Regions from separate parts of the Homo sapiens genome. Here region 1 is linked to region 2. The links are chromatin loops, found by intact Hi-C in ENCODE. Cell type or tissue: mammary epithelial cell. All regions are shown on one strand. Links, peaks and the distances in the headings refer to the core of each region. The heading gives the core; the rest is flanking DNA. Region 1 holds the start of TRA-CGC2-1 (tRNA-Ala (anticodon CGC) 2-1). Region 2 holds the start of TRS-GCT4-1 (tRNA-Ser (anticodon GCT) 4-1).

What was found. Peaks named below come from ENCODE experiments on the same cell type or tissue, not always from the same donor. Only the 100,000 strongest peaks of a DNase experiment are listed, where the experiment ranks them.
Region 1: it touches region 2 in a loop (4-fold over the local background); 12 of 110 quality-filtered maps call a loop at or near these places.

What each region holds. Positions count from the first base shown.
Region 1 is chr6:28,672,625-28,675,543 of GRCh38, forward strand. TRA-CGC2-1 (tRNA-Ala (anticodon CGC) 2-1) reads right to left here and starts at 1,283; the gene lies at 1,212-1,283. In mammary epithelial cell, for the core only: no CTCF peak of the experiment used is centred there; a DNase peak (open chromatin) is centred at 1,317; H3K4me3 peaks cover 925 bases.
Region 2 is chr6:28,595,895-28,598,813 of GRCh38, forward strand. It overlaps TRS-GCT4-1 (tRNA-Ser (anticodon GCT) 4-1), which reads right to left and starts at 1,527; the gene lies at 1,446-1,527. It also overlaps a transcript of SCAND3 not described here. In mammary epithelial cell, for the core only: no CTCF peak of the experiment used is centred there; a DNase peak (open chromatin) is centred at 1,567; H3K4me3 peaks cover 1,033 bases; H3K27ac peaks cover 747 bases.

The DNA.
Region 1 (2,919 bases), core at 121-2,620, 77 kb after region 2:
TGCCTGCCACCATGCCTGGCTAATTTTTTTGTAATGTTTTCTTATTATTGTGATCCTTGCTTTTATAATGTTTCATTATTTCCTCTTATAATGTTTCGTTGTAATATTTCACTATTATTGTGATCCTCTCTTTTTTATCATGTTTAATTATTTCCTCTTAACAATGGCAGAGAAATACTCATTGGCATTTTTGGTGTATCTTTAAATGTGAACTGAAGCAACAGAACAAATTCATTATCAATATTCCAAAGCACTCAAATGAATCAAAGCATGAACATAAGTGCAATGCAGAAATAACATAAACCTAAAAATTCATTTACTTACAGTTGCCCAGAATGCAACCTCAGTTGGGTTCTCAGTGCTGTCAGGAAATCTGTTATGATTTTCTTTTTTGCCCAGGATGGAGTGCCGTGGCGCCATCTTGGCTCACTTCAACCTCTGCCTACCGGGTTCAAGTGATTCTTCTTCCCCAGCCTCCCGAGTAGCTGGGATTACAGACGTGAGCCACCGCGTTCCACCTGTTGTGAGTTTCTAACCAACTCTGCCTTCCATTTCTACAGGCTATTTCTAACCTTTACTACTTTCCCAAATGTCCCAAATGTTCTATGACCAGCTTTCCCACACAAAAACCTTGAAAACGTGCAGTGAGAAAATGGTTACCAGGTTAGTAACTGTAGGACAAGATCTACATTATCTTAAGGTGATAGAGTGGACCTTAAGTTGAAAGCAACTCCCACCTGAATACTAAAACTAAAAAAAGCATGCTACTTTCCTCTTTTCCATCCTATTCCACTTTCCCCACCCCGCAAAAAAAAAACTATGATACGGAGACATTTTATTTTTACTGATAGTTTTTCACTGGAGACTGGGAATGGATTAGGGCCTCATTTAGTAGATCTTAAAACATTCTTGGATATTCAGCTCTATTCCCTCTTCCTGGATGCATTCATAGGAACAGTACATTTCTGAATTGTCCCTCTGACTTTGTATTACTCACCACATAATAAAACACCTTGGAAGTTTCCAGGAAACAGGAATATGGAGTGTGGCTAGTCAACCAAATAGAAGAGAAACAAACATAAAGACAGGAAATTGATCGATTTAAAGGAAATGATAATGGCAAAAATGAGAAAGGACTAAAATAGTTTTTTCTTTGTTTTTCTTATATTCTGTTCCAGAGGCTGAATTAAACAAAATCTACGTGATCGCCTTGGAGATGCCGGGGATCGAACCCGGGGCCTCATACATGCGAAGCATGCGCTCTACCACTGAGCTACATCCCCTGGCACAAGTCGGTTGTAACGGAGAATTCCTGTCATGTTAAAAACGCGAAGCATTTTATATTACCTCGTGCTCGACCAGGGAGTGACCAACTCTGAGGATGAATTCCACCTAAAGCCTAACCCAGATTACACCTGAGTAACCTCCTTCCGGGACACACTAACAACATCCAGCTTGTGTCGTTACTGAGAGCAAAGCACACTTTTATAGCTTTAGCACAATTAGTCCTCTTGGCGCAATTGAATCCCAGGCGGAAAGAATTAAGGGATTGTTCAAGATCTTTTGACAGATTTTCTGCTAGCCGAAGGCTCATGGAAAATGCAACCCAAATTCCCTGCATCTGAGTACGTTGAATGATGAAATGTACCTTGGGAGCTGTCGCTCCTCTCGCTCTCGACCCCGCTCGAAGAAGGAACTGTCCAAATAGATGAAAACGTGAAAATCCTGCCTGACCTTTCTCCCCACATGCAATGGCTCGGGCCACACATACCATCTAGCTCACCTGACACCGAAGCTTTATCTGGGAACTCTGGCTTCACCAAGAATTCTAGTTTAAGAAGGTGCGTTTGCTTGTTTCCCTCTTTTCTTGATCCACCCGTCAGCTCTTTCCCCGCACCTCGTTCTGAGTCTCCGCAAGGCTGCTGCGCGGAAGAATGAAGCTGCACGCAACAGCCTTTCCCGGGACCCGGGATAGGCCCTGGCCAGGCGCTCCGGCGGCGGCAGCCGCAACGCCCCCAACCTTTGAAAGCGCTTCTCTGCCCTCAGACCCCCCTGCAGCAGCCGCGGGCACAAAGGTTTTTGTCTCTTGCTTCAGATGTTGTACAGTGAAGAACAGCGACTCTTCAAACCGAAAATGACAACATCAAAGACATGATCCATGGAAGAAGTAATTGATAACTTATACTTCATTAAAAATCTAAAAATCGGATCTGCGAAACGCACTCTCAAAGAGAATGAGAAGACAAGCCACAGACAGAGAAAATATTTGCAAAACACATGTCTGATAAAGGACTGGTACCCAAAATATACAAAGAACTCAATGCATAACAATAAAAGTACAAACAACCTGATTAAAAAGTAGGCAAAACATTTGAACAGATTACTCACCAAAGAAGATGTACAGATGGCAAATAAGCATATAAAAAGTTTCCACATCATATATCATCAGGAAAATGCAAATTAAAACAACAATGATACCACTACACACTTTTTAGAATGGCAAAAATTCAAAACCCTGGCAACACCAAACGCTGATGAGGATGTGGAGCAACAGGAACTCTCATTCATTGCTGGTGGGAATGCAAAATGATACAACTGCTTTGGAAGACAATTTGGCAGTTTCTCACAAAACTAATCATACTCTTATCATACGACCCAGCAGTCACACTGTTTGGTACCTATCCAGAGGAGTTGAAAGCATATCTATGCAAAAACCCTGCACATGCATGTTTATAGCAGCTTTATTTATAATTGCCAAAACTTGGAAACAACGGAGACGTCTTCAGTAGGTGAATGCATAAACAAACTGTGGTATATTCAGGCAATGGGACATTATTCAGTGCTAAAAAGAAATGAATTGTCACACCATTAAAAGACATGGAGGAAACATAACATGGAGGAAACTTAACATGGAGGAAA
Region 2 (2,919 bases), core at 258-2,757:
AGATCATGATCGAGGCCCAGAATTCTTCATTCATAACACACACTTTGGGTCATTCTGATGTAACAGTCCAGAGGAGGGTGAGAGGAACAAGAATTTTAGTCATTACTGGTTAAGAGTGTAAACTAATAAAATCCTTTTGGAGGGCCATTTGGCAATATCTATAAATATTTTAAATGAGTATATCCTAAGACACAGCAAACTCACTTTTAAAAATTTATATTGCAGTATTACAGATATACACATTCAAAATTTTATGTATGTATATATAAAGTTATTTGTGCAGCATAGTTTATAATAGCAAAAGATACAGAAAACCCAAATTGTCCAACAGAGAACTGGTTAAATAATATATGGTAAAGTATGCATTGGGATACAATGCATCCTTAAAAAAGAATAAGCTTTCACTTTTTGTGATGATACAGAAAGCTCTCCAGGATATATTGGTTAGGGAAATGGGGCAGGATAAGGAATGATATTCATAGTATGTTGTCATTTGTGCTTTTTTTGAGATAAAAATAGAAATATATATGTTATGTAATATATATTCATATGTGCTTAGTGTAATCCTGGAAAGAATTAACAACAGTGGTTATCAGTAAAGAATGTAATTAGGTGGTTGGGGAATAATTATGGATGGGTGCAAGATTTTATATAGCTTTATAATTTTGGAATCATGTGAATGCAGTGCCTATTCAAAAACTTAAATAAAATAAATAAAATAAAAAATATATATTTTTTTCTCCCAAGGCCCACGATGGAAATCACAAGTAGAAACTATTCAATATGGACATTCCTCTCTGTCTTGCTTATGGAGGCATCTTTAGACATAACTGGGAATGTCGTATGGAGTATATTTTTCAGCTTTGTCACATCTCTAAGCAGAGACAAATCCTCCTCAAAGCTAGAGACCAGCAGACAATAATGGTTAAGTATTTTGTTGGGGGAGGGCAGTTTAAAGTTAGCAAAGAGTAAAAATTTCAGTAAGGTTAAAATTAGGCTGAAAATACCTGCAAAATATAGTATCAATAACTTGTTGTACATATTTATGTGGATGATTTTTATCATTTACTTTAAGTTTATTGACAATATTTTTCTATAGCCCTCAATTAATTATTCAGTTGCTCCTTCAGAAGAGCTGGAAACTCAATGGAGAACACATATATTTCTTGCCCTTAAGAAGGTTACCATCTGGAGGGAAAAGTAAACACTACCCAAATGTTTCAACTGGCTAATTTAACTTACAAGTATGATCAATGTTGCTGAGGAAGAATTGTCCCTGAGATTTGAGAGAATCTTGTACTCAGAACTGAAAATTAGCAGAGGCCAGTTAAGATACATTTAGTAATTTACTTGGTTTCTTGGCAAATTAATCTACCAAAGATAAACGCTAACTAGGCAGCACTCAGACCCATCCTTTCAGAGGGTTAAATAAAAACCTCCAGAAACGACGAGGATGGGATTCGAACCCACGCGTGCAGAGCACAATGGATTAGCAGTCCATCGCCTTAACCACTCGGCCACCTCGTCACATGCTAAGCGTGGCAAAGTCATTTTCTTCCTCCGCACAGTTAGTCCTGTAATAATATATTTTTAATCGCTCTTTTTCTGGCTTAATCCTGATTCAGTCCTTACAACCACACCCAGAATCGGGTATTTTTAGGTACATTTCGCAGCAACCACAAAAGTGATAAATGACACCTAGAGTGGTTCAGTTACTTGGCACATATCAAACGAACAGATAAAAACAGTACGCCTAGGTATTAAATACGTAGATCCTTGCTGAACACTGGAATGCATGGGACATAGGATTTGAACCCTGGTTTGCTGACCTGGCTCCAGCTAGCTCCTCTGTGTTCTCCCTTTGGAGGGACCGGATTATTCCTTCTCCTGATGAGAACATCTCCAGAGATTCCTGTTTTCTGGGAGGTGCCAGAAATTAGCAAACAAACTACAACGAACAATAAACCGGCTCTGTGATTCCTTATACATTTTTGCTTCTGAAATATGCCGGACAGCAAAGAGACGCTTTCATTTCTCTCTAGTTCTTTATCTGGGGTTTGGAATTATTGCATTGCTGAGATATGCAGCAATGGGTCAAAACGGGGTTGGAAAAAAGGTAGAAAGACTCCCCGATGTGAGCATTTTCGTTCTAGAGTAGTTTGGAATGTTACTGCGTAAGATGATTTAGCCTGGCTGCCACCAACACTTACAGGGTCGGGTGGGGCAATCCTTCCTAGAGCAGGAGCCAGCTAGCTTGGGTCGGGGTTCTGTCCCACTCACCGTGTGACCTGGGCGGGCCACTTAACCAACTCCATCCCATAATTTTTATCTATCCAGGAAGAAGCGGACTTTGGCAATTTCAAATAAACCCAGCACCAAGGAACCCATCTACTCACTAGAGCTTCTCGGCTTTTCTATATTTGGTGGAAAATATTGGAGAGATTATTTCTTGCCCAAATGCTGGGGTGTTTTTGTTTTTGTTTTGTTTTGTATTGTTTGTCCTTCCTTTGAAATCTTTACTTCTCTTTAGGCAGAAGGGACTGTCTTCTCTCCCCATCATGTTCCTTTACCAAATTTCATATATCCATCCTCACCATACAACTACCCAGCATGGAAAACTGACCTGGGTTAGAGGACTAAAGATTTGTTTATTTAATGATTCAAACAATTGTAGTTATTTATTTGAATGAGGACAGTTGTTATGATTTTCCGGTCCGAGGTGGGTGTATCACTTGAGGTCAGGAGTTCGAGACCAGCCTGGCCAACATTGTGAAACCCTGTTTCTACTAAAAATAAAATAAAATAAAATAAAATAAAATAAAATAAAATAAAATTAGCTGAGTGCGGCGGCGCGCACTTGTAATCCCAGCTACTCATGAGACTGAGGCACGAAAATCGCTTGAACTCAGGAAGTGGAAG